Linked DNA regions of Homo sapiens: region 2 is linked to region 1. Evidence: chromatin contacts called from ENCODE Hi-C or POLR2A ChIA-PET data. All regions are on one chromosome and are shown on one strand. Each heading gives the region's core, a stretch centred on a gene start or an enhancer-like site at or near the end of the contact. The rest is flanking DNA. Distances are from core to core; before and after follow the strand shown. Region 1 holds the start of LINC01152 (long intergenic non-protein coding RNA 1152). Region 2 has its middle 100 kb from the start of ROCR.

Evidence for each region. Hi-C counts contacts between places; a loop is a spot of excess contacts on that map. ChIA-PET counts read pairs that join two places held with the same protein, here RNA polymerase II (POLR2A). Pooled maps may share reads with other maps.
Region 2: a pooled map shows a loop between it and region 1 (3-fold over the local background). The contact joins the enhancer-like site here to the promoter of LINC01152 in region 1. A Hi-C loop is called at or near these places in 1 of 168 maps with a recorded cell type or tissue (HepG2) and 3 of 50 pooled maps. POLR2A ChIA-PET finds 5 or more read pairs at or near these places in 1 of 52 experiments (HEK293T).

Annotation. Positions count from the first base shown.
Region 1 is chr17:72,028,509-72,033,512 of GRCh38, forward strand. It overlaps LINC01152 (long intergenic non-protein coding RNA 1152), which reads left to right and starts at 2,146. Exons shown (of 3, transcript NR_110132.1): 1 at 2,146-2,343. RefSeq lists an enhancer at 1,271-2,041.
Region 2 is chr17:71,919,125-71,924,128 of GRCh38, forward strand. No RefSeq gene overlaps it. Among named protein-coding and RNA genes, the nearest start is that of ROCR, 100 kb to the right of the region's middle. RefSeq lists a silencer at 2,728-2,857. Within about 2 kb of position 2,752, at least 3 of the 41 ENCODE cell types and tissues checked have a DNase peak (open chromatin) inside an H3K27ac peak, as active enhancers do.

The sequences.
Region 1 (5,004 bases), core at 896-3,395:
CACCGTGCCCAGCCCTGTTTTTTTAAGTTGGTTTTTCATCTCTGTTTTGTTTTGTGAACGGATGACCACACACACTAGGTTGAGTGACAAAATAAGGAGATGGAACCAAGCGAAAGAGATGTCAAGCCTCTCCTCTTTGGTCACGTTAGCTAATCTGAACATTTGGGACCTGTGTCACAGATACTACAACTATGAACAATTGCTAACTTCTTGGTGAAACACAGCATGTGTCCAGCGCTTCAAAAGTATTATTGGGAGCATGTCTGCCTAATCTTCAACCCAACACTCATTCTAGTAACACACATGAAAGGGTTCTGTGAACTCTCATAAACTATCCCCACATAAACTGTTTTTACTATTATTTTCAAAAGTCATATCCCTCACCCGCTTAAGGACAGCTTAACAGTTCTCAGTGCTTTAGAAGATGCCCTTATTCATCTCTATCTCAGGAGGGGTGAGGACCCAAGAGTTCCCTTCTAATGGGATATTTTCCCTTGCTCATTCCTTCTCAGAGACACTCTCTCAAAGGTTTGGCAGGGTCTGGTGGTCAGGGAAGAGTGCATCTTTACAGAAACATACCTTTTAAAAACAGTGTTCAGCCTTGTCCTACTCAAGGCACATGCTGGATATATGTTTGTTGAATGGCTAAGTCAATGAGTGAAAGAATGAAAAAGCCATACCTCTTTTACAATAAATTTGCATAGACGAATGAAAAATTAAAAGACTGTCAGAGACAGGTACAGCACAAATTGCCCCCACCTCAACTAGCCATCCCTTCAACTCCAACCCCTCCCACCACAGAAGATGATTAGGGTTTTTTAGGAAAAAAAGAGAAGCTGTACAGCAATGACACACCCCAAAGACAGCACACTAAGATTCCTTTGCTTTATATTGTTTATAATGTTTAACCTCTCTGGTGGCCACCAGTTCTTAAAAGCTCCTAAGCATTTTCACAGAAAATATAAGAGGAAAACCAGCAATAGTAACAACGTCAATGGTGCCGGCAGACACAGAAAGACTCAGAAAAATATGGAGGCTCTAGGATGCCTGATAACAAGTCTCATTTCCTAAAATGAGATCTGGGGACTGGAGAAAGTGTTATCAACCAAGACAAGGAATAGGATAGACATCAGAAGTGCCCAATTCCAACACATTTTCTGAGACTCCTTTCCTAGGCAAACCTGATGAATGTGCAGACATAAATAGATAGTCCTACCATAAATTGATCTCTTTTTATCCTAAGTAATCAAGGTCCAGTCATTTCCCTCAAGCTGGGCTTCTATTGCTCTCTCTGGAGATTCAGCATAAACATGTCCTTGAAGTTTTGCTCAGGTAGATGAAGGTGGCAGAAAGCATGCAGCTACTGGGGTTAGTGGCTGTCCCCTGATTAAGTGCAAAGGTGGAGACCCATAGTTTATCCCCAGAAAGTTTCCATGCTTTCCCCTGGCATTTTCTCTCAAGCTTTTACAAGCCTTGTTCAGGGAGTGGAAACTCATTTTAAAGGTAGTTTAGACCCACCCTTCCCTTAAGGGAAATTTCTATGCAGGGGGAAAGCAAGCAAAACAAAACAAAAGTTACACTTCAAAGCCTTACAAGATAACCACAGGGAGAAGGCTAAGTCCTCCCAGTTACTCAGCCCTCCCCTGTGCTAATTGCAGGAGGTAGAGCCTGACTGTATTATTATTTGCATACTTGATCAGAAGAAGGGCCACAGAAGGAGGTCTAGAAGCTCAGCTGGTGTTTGACTGACATCTTTTAGGACTTGGACCCCACCGCCCACCCCCGCAACCAACACCACCACCAGTCCAGGACCTGATGTAATATTGCCACAGACTGATTCCCGTTGCCTTTGATATGCAACCTGTGCCTACAGTCAGCTCTCAGGGCTAAAGAAAACAGTCAGCTCCTGCGGCATCTGATTTGCCTCCTGCCCTCGCTGCTGTTAATCTGCAACACGCCACAGCCTCTAGATCGCTGCCGTTCAGAGTCGGATGTCATGGGGGCGACTGGCAGGGGTTCTTTCTTCTTTCGGTTTGATACATCCTTCCTTCCGCTGCTCCTCGCAATCAACCGCTAGGGGAAGGAGGGAAGCAGGCAGGAGGGAGAGCGGGAGACTTCCGGAAATCCCTTTCCTCCCTTCCCTTCACAGGTTGCCCCATAGTGACCCTGGAGACTCCCGCCTGCCCCCAGTGAAGGAATTGGTTACTCTCCCAGAGCCCTCCCGGGCATCGCCCCCTTCCTCACTTCCTCCTCTTCCTGCCCCCAGCCTCTACCCCTCCAGCCTCCTGTGGCTTCACAGGCAAGTGCCGCATCCCAGGAAGAAGGAGTTGGAGCTCCGTGATGGTGAGCTTTCAGACTTCCCCCTACAACCTCCGCCTCCCCAAAGGCACAGAGGCAAGCAGTGGCTTCCCTGGTATCATTTGTGGATCTAGGAGCATGAGGGAGCTATCGAAGACGGCATGTAGCCTGTTCTTCTTTCTCTTAGTAAACAATAATATCTAAATGTGCTAGAGGGAAAATACTTTTTAATTTATACTTTAAAACTGGTTTAGATTTTGAATGTATAGTCTGTTTTCCTGGAGTCCAATTGTAACATGAACCCCAAACCTAGGAGTTCTGTTTTTATACATCAGGAAGGGGACCAACCCACTCACCCATCCACCCATCTTTCAACTCACCCACCCACTCTTGTTTATAACTGCATAGTGGTTTATTTTGCCAGCACTAAACTATGCAGCTTGTTTCCCCTTTGCCAGCCTCTGCAGACAGAAAGCAAAGGCTGATCATTCTCAATTGACATGTGCACCCCTACTCTGAAGCTACAGCTGGATGACACCTCAGACAAATGCACTCATACATAAAAGTTTTTCTGCATGTTTTCGTTTTTGATTCTTTTATTGGAAGCATTTTTATGGCTGGGAGGTAGGTGCACATCCATTACAGTGAGGGGTCAGATATTAGAATACTTACGGTGCTTATAATTTTAATAGGATCACCCCCCTCATCCCTCATTGCCAATCAATTTCACTCTGTTTCAGGGTCACAGATCATACCCCTAATCCTGGCCAGTTGTCTCACCAATGTGTGTCACAAGCGGCCTGGGGCAAGAAAGTATAGATGACCCAGCATAACCGTTGCTTCTATTGCAAAGGGTACATCCTACAAAGAGCAGAACACGATTAGAGGCAGGCATAATTGCAGGCACTAAATTAGCATGGGTCTCTCAGCCAGGGGCTAATCTAAGCCAGACCTCACGTCATGGCAGGCCATGAGTACATCGCAATTACAATTCAAAAGAAAAGAGAAAAATCACCCTTGATTCTCAAATGTTTATTTTTAACACGGCAGATACTTAGCAATTATATCAGAGGCTGAGGCATCTGGAGTAAGCAAGAAAGGTGATTTGGGTTAATAATCTTTGAAAGGCTAAAGGATTTTCAATGTATGTATAAGACTGAGCCCTGTGCATGCTCCCCATTCTCTCCCTGACATCAGCCACATCCACCCCACCTCTGCCGCTACACGTTGGTGCTACCCAAGGTCTCCATTCACGCACTGTCCCTCTGCATCTCATGCTTCATCCGGGCCCTCCTCTGACCTGACCTTACCTGGCTGACTTAGTGCCCCAATTCTCTAAAACATGGAGAGATGGAACTGGTAGCTTGAACCCTCCCAGTTCCATCTCTTCCCTTTGTAAGTTTTCCCGGTGCCCTTGGGCCCCATGTTTCTAGACTATGCCCTAACACAGAGCCTTTAAAGCTTACTTCCACATGAAGGCAGAAATCAATCTTGGGCAGCCAAAACACATATGCTTTCTCAGTGGTAGGCTTAGGAGTGATTTTTTTTCTCTACAATCAACATGTATTAATTTTACATTCAAAAATTGTGTGTGCGTCTGTGTTTATTCGGTTTCAAAATCCAGTATACAACAAACTTTGCTTCTCCTGGCTTTTTAAACTCTTTTCACATGCCATAGTCCTGGTTCACCAGTGCAATTAATTTGCCTTTGAATTTGCCACTGGGATTCTTTTTGGTCGGCGGGGGGCTGTAGGTCGGGGTCAGAGTCTTGCTCTGTCACCCAGGCTGGAGTGCAGTGGCATGATCATAGCTCACTGTAGCCTCAAACTCTCAAGTTCAAGCAATCCTCCCACCTCAGCCTCCTGAGTGGCTGAAATTACAGGCACAAGCTACCATGCCTAACTAAGTTTTTAATTTTTTTGTATTGACAGGGTCTTGCTATGTTGCCCAGGCTGGTCTCAAACTTGTGGCCTCAAGTGTTCCTCCTGCCTCAGCCTCCCAAAGCACTGAGATTACCCTGCGTTTTTGTTTTTGTTTGCTTTTTTATTAATCAAAGTAGAAATCACAGACCCATTGTATTTCTACAGGTGAAATCATTACAATGTTGCCAGGGATTAATTTCTATGAGTGGATGAGAGGTCTCTTTTTCACAGTTTTCTTTTTGTCAGGGGACTACTGCCCTGATAAAACTTAGGCCTTCCCTGGCTAGGACATAGTAACCCTTCCAGCCATATTATAATGAATTTTGTAAAACTTGGCCAAACATTAGGCTGTACTGGAATGTTACCTTTTTAAATTTCAGAATAAATAGGCTATCAGCAGGATCACGGACAAGTTTTGATCATACAGAGACAGCCATTGTAATAGGACTTTTTCTGTGTTAATATAATGATTTAATAAAGCCATTTGGCACATAAATAAGACTCTCTTAGACCAAGCATTCTTAACAATGAGAGAATTGAGATCAGCCTATAGGGTGTATTAGCAAAAGTGTCTTTTCCAGCTTTAGTAAAACTCTTCCATCTGTTTAGCAATAATTTTATTATTCTGTATTAAAAACCCTCCTGAAATAGATGTGGTAAAAAACGCTCTGCCCCTGTTATGATACTTTCCAAACAAGCTTAAAATTGCTCAGAAACAAAAGGCAGGAGAAAAAAGAAAGGGCAGTGTCTCCAGATAATGAAGTTCTGCCTTTGTGTTTTATCT
Region 2 (5,004 bases), core at 1,502-4,001, 110 kb before region 1:
ATATGACCAAGGGGTACCATTCTTTATGCTTTGGATCTGATGCAGTCTCAAGTCAAATTGATTCCCTTATTAAGAAACATCAAGAAAATTTCACACAGAAAACACTGATGGTACAGGGAGATAAAGGATGGAATAGGAAAAAGAAAAGAAAAAAACAGAGCAAAGCGGGTAGAGAGGTTTCCTGAAGCCTTGCTCAGATTGAGACTCTGAATCTCTGCCAGACCATGTGAGGCTTGCTGTTGTTTTTCAAGTCTCTGTTTCATTAAGACCAGGAGTTGGGCAAAGTTCCCTCTTGATCATGAGGCCAATCTGCTTCTCTGTTATTGCTACCATTGAGAAGGAAAGAAAAAAACATATTTGGCATTATAGCTTAGACAAATCTACATTTCATTGTGGAAGATTTGTGTTCATTCAACTTTACTCAGTTCCGATCTGTTCCAGCCAAATCACTTTTTTTATCCTTCTTCCTCATTATAGTAGGGAACAAAAGGAAAAGACAGGAGATAGAGATGGAAATAGAGATAGAGATAGAGATAGAGATAGAGATAGATAGAGATAGAGGGGGAAAGACAGGGGAGAAATAGAATATAGGCTCCTTACGGCCCAGTGAATTCTGCCCAGCCCCCTTTGAAGTGGTACATTTCCTATATGTGTTCAAAGATTTGGAATTTGGGTTAAACTGTTTCTTGATCACCAGTTGTTTCAAATATGGAAAGAAAATAAGGAGTCATTATGGCTTGGTTGTTTTTTAAAGAAATAAAAAATCTTTTATAAGGCTGAATACAACACAAGTAGGACTATCTTGGTTTCTACCCTCAAAATAAACCCTTGTTTCTAATATGACAAAAGAACTTCGTTTTAGAGCGATTATATCCATTACACTATTCCATGTCTTGATCTTTTAAAGGAATGTTAACAGAATGTCTCAGGCTTGACCAGTTGTAGACAATAATTATGCCTAGCGGTTCCTTAAGATCCTGTGACCAAATGATTCATGGCAAGCCCCGTTTAGCATTTATCAGTGTATTTGCTAGTGGCACAAAACAGTCCCTATTTCAAGAGAACTCTTCGATGTGAAGCTGTAGACCACAGAAGATGAAAGACAGAAAACCTGGAAAATAAAAACCTCATCTTCGAAACTGGCATTAGCCGACTGTAATATTTAAAAACAACAACAAAATCTAAATAAATAAAGTAGGGCTACAAGACTTCAGTTGAAACCAGAACCAGTTGTCCAAGTGCCTTATCAGGAATGATCCGAGCCCCGAGATGGAGGTGAAGTGAATGAAGTAAGCGAGCTAGAAAATCAGATCCTCAGAACAGGCAAATCTACCCTTCTCAGGTTCTTATGCATTTGGAAAAGGTCTACTGCATTTGGGATTATTTGACTTTAAAAAAAAAGAAAAACTGGTGACTACTGACTTCATTTTCCTTAAAAGTATAGATAGATATGTATACACATATAGCTGTACAAATACACATTCCAAATAAATTAGAAAATGATATGATTAGTTTAGCATGGTGGTTGCAGTCACTTGCACGAAAAAAAAAAAAAGGAAGAAAGATCTAACTGCCTGTTTCTGGCTATTTAAGGAATTTAAAGGACTCCACACAGGTTTATCCTAGTAATGCATTCTGAGTTTGGAAACTTAATATCCGCCATCCTGATCAAAAATGACCAAAATTGATGTGACCAAGTCTCTGAATTGTAGAATATTTCAGAGCATGTTTTGAATATTACCTAGTATTTGTCCTACACAGCCAGAAAAGGCCAACTCAGGAGGCAGGGGTTGGGAAAGGGAATAAAAAAGAAGAAGAAAGAGTAGGGAGTGCAGGAGGAGAAGTGGGGAAGAGGAGTGGGGAGAGGTAGAAAAGAGGAAAAGAAATAAATAAAAATTACTGGCCAGGCACAGTGGCTCACGCCTGTAATCCCAGCATTTTGGGAGGCCGAGGTGGGCAGATCACAAGGTCGAGAGATCGAGACCATCCTGGCCAACATGGTGAAACCCCATCTCCACTAAAAATGCAAAAATTAGCCAGGTGTGGTGGTGCGTGCCTGTAATCCCAGCTACTCGGGAGGCTGAGGTAGGAGAATCACTTAAACCCGGGAGGCGGAGGTTGCAGTGAGCCGAGATCGTGCCATTGCACTCCAGCCTGGGTGACAAGAGTGAAACTCCATCTAAAAAGAAAAAATAAAGTTACATTATGATACAAGAAAGAGGTGATTTATTTCCACCAATCATCGCCAAGAACCTGATATTTTCACCAACCACAGTGCAACGTGCATGATTTAGATCCAGCACCTTTAAGCCGCTTACCTAATGAATGATTCATACCTCAGATCAAACCCAAGCTACAAGTAGCACATTGAATTAACTTGAGAGGGATAAAAGAACCCACTGTAAGCTCTCTTCCACTCATTTCAAAATGAACTCCAAATCTCTTTGGTTTTCTTAGGAGACTTTCAAAAACTGACCTGTCAGTAGCACACTGAGACTTACTGCATGACCAGAGGATATAAATGTTAGGCATGGTACATTTTTTTTCCTCAATGCATTTGACTGTATAATTGTTATAACAGTTTTTTCTTCATCCATATTTACCTTAGCAGACAAATTACAAGACAGGAATTCTGAAAAAATTGGCACTTACTTGATATCAATAAGTCAGTGGGAGAAGTGTGAAGTCTTATCTTGATCAGAACATTCTCATTGACTGCTTAAGTAAACCACATCACCAGATGACTACACCAACCCCACCTAACCCAACACTGCTGTATGCTGAAATAAAACACAAGCCAGAATAAGTGTCTGAACCACATACTTCCTGGGTGCCTACTGTTCTAAGCACTATGCTGGCTGCTGGGCGAATAAAAGCTGGTAAACAAGAGAGGCATGATCATTGGTTTTACAGATTTTTCATCTAGAGAGTGAGAAAGTCATTCAGGAAATAGTCATCCAAATGTGTCAAGTACTGTGAAGGGCAAGTGCTGGGTATCGTGACATCATAAAGTGGAAGGACCTAATTTAGGTAAGGTAGAAAGGGGAAAGATATCAGCAAAGGTCTGAACTTGTTACAAAAACCTTATTTTCCATTGCACACTCAAAATCTCACAAAAGTGACATAAAAGACAATCTGAGTGAGCAAAGGAGTGAGGGTTGATTGATTCATTGGAGTTTTAATTTTTATCTTGTTTGAAAGTACCTTTTTTTTTTTTTCTCCAGGTAAATGGGATACAGGATTCCACTGAGAAAACAGAATCAACAAGAGAGAGTAGACAGAGGCTTTCTGAACTGGAAGTCAACATGAGGCAGCTACCATAAAGCCATGGAGTAACTATCAGTGAGTTTCTGCCATCAGGTGGGAAGAATTCTCTTTGCTTATGTCATGGTGAAGGGATATCAGGTGACTGAAGCAGAAATTCACCCAGAAGCCCTGAAGCTGGAGGCACATGCTTTCAGTCTTTATTGCAATTCTCAGGAGCCCACATCCTGTTTTCTCCCAGGCTCTGAACTCATCTGCATAGTCAGAATGTTCCTTCCAGCTCTGGGTCTCTGTGCTGGGTTGGGAACTATTTTAATAGCCCCTTGATGCCTCATAGGTTTACTATGAATGGCATTGTGCAAGAGGGGCCCAGCTCCTGGTGTCTGTTAAATTATACTACTATTTTGCACCTTGAATTTCCATACACAGAGCAAAATGTAAAGCCCTCAGTCCTTCTTACCTATAGAAGAACCAAGACTAGGACTCAGGCTTCCTGATTCCTTGCCGGAATCCTTGCTAAAGCGTTTATTTTTGTATCTGTGGGTAGCAAGGGGAAAAAGGTACCTTATCTTTTCCAGATTTGAGGTTTGTAAAATATTATGTGCCCTTGTCTAAATTGCAGTGTCACTTTCTACAGTATATTTGTATTATTAAAAATTGATCAAGTTAAATGACTGGTAAAATACGTGGTATAGCACCAAACAATTGCCGAGTGAGCTTAAATGCATTTCCAGTACCTGCTGTCACAAAATCTCCTGTGAGCATCAGGAAAATGCTAAGGTTTTATTTACCATAGTAAGAGTCATCTTAAACATATGCAAAATGCATTTAGCCTAATATAGGCTATAAGTGGATAACTGTTTAAACTAAATGTTTCATTTAACTGCCCTTATTAAGTGCTCTAAGAACACAGGATATAGAATCACAAATTGCAGACTTGGAAACGGTCATCCAGTCCAACCCCTTATCAGGTGTTTAAATGTCTCTAGTGATAGAGGTCTCACTACCTCCTAAACAGCCCATTAGGCAGCTTTGAATTTTAAAAGCTGCAATCCAGAAGAGCAATAAGAAAGAAAAAAAAAAGTCTCCAACTCGACTTCAATGTACAGAATAGACAAGTTACCAAGAATACAAAATGGCATTTTACCAGGATTGTTAAATGAAGAAATCATCTGTTAAATAAATAAAACATTGCCTTAAATGGGAGCAGAGATGATGTAGAGCTAATACACCAAGACGTTAGTTTAACAAATGTTTATTGAATATTTATTATATACCTAGCATGGCTGTAGGCATTAGGGATAAAATAATGAATAAAATGGACTATGTTCTGGTAGCTTGTAATAGAATAGGTTGTGTAAGGATGGTTTGTACAAGTAATGATAGTAAGCAGTTTTTGTGCTACATGCCAAGTTTCAAGTTTTGTTCTAAGCATTTTATGTATGTTTATGTATTTGAACTTCATGACGATCCTACTGAAAGGTACTCTTATTACCCTGTTGTACTCCTCTATATGAGAAGACTGGAGTTTTCCCCAAAGTCCTGAAACTAGCACATGAAGAGACCGTGTTGTTCATCCAGGCATCTTAGCTTCAAGCTTCATCTCTTAGTCATAGTGCTTGGCTGTCTTTTAGAAAAGGAGGGGAGGGCCAGGCGGGGTGGCTCACGCCTGTAATCACAGCACTTTGGGAGGCCGAGGCAGGCAAATCACCTGAGGTCAGCAGTTCGAGACCAGCCTGG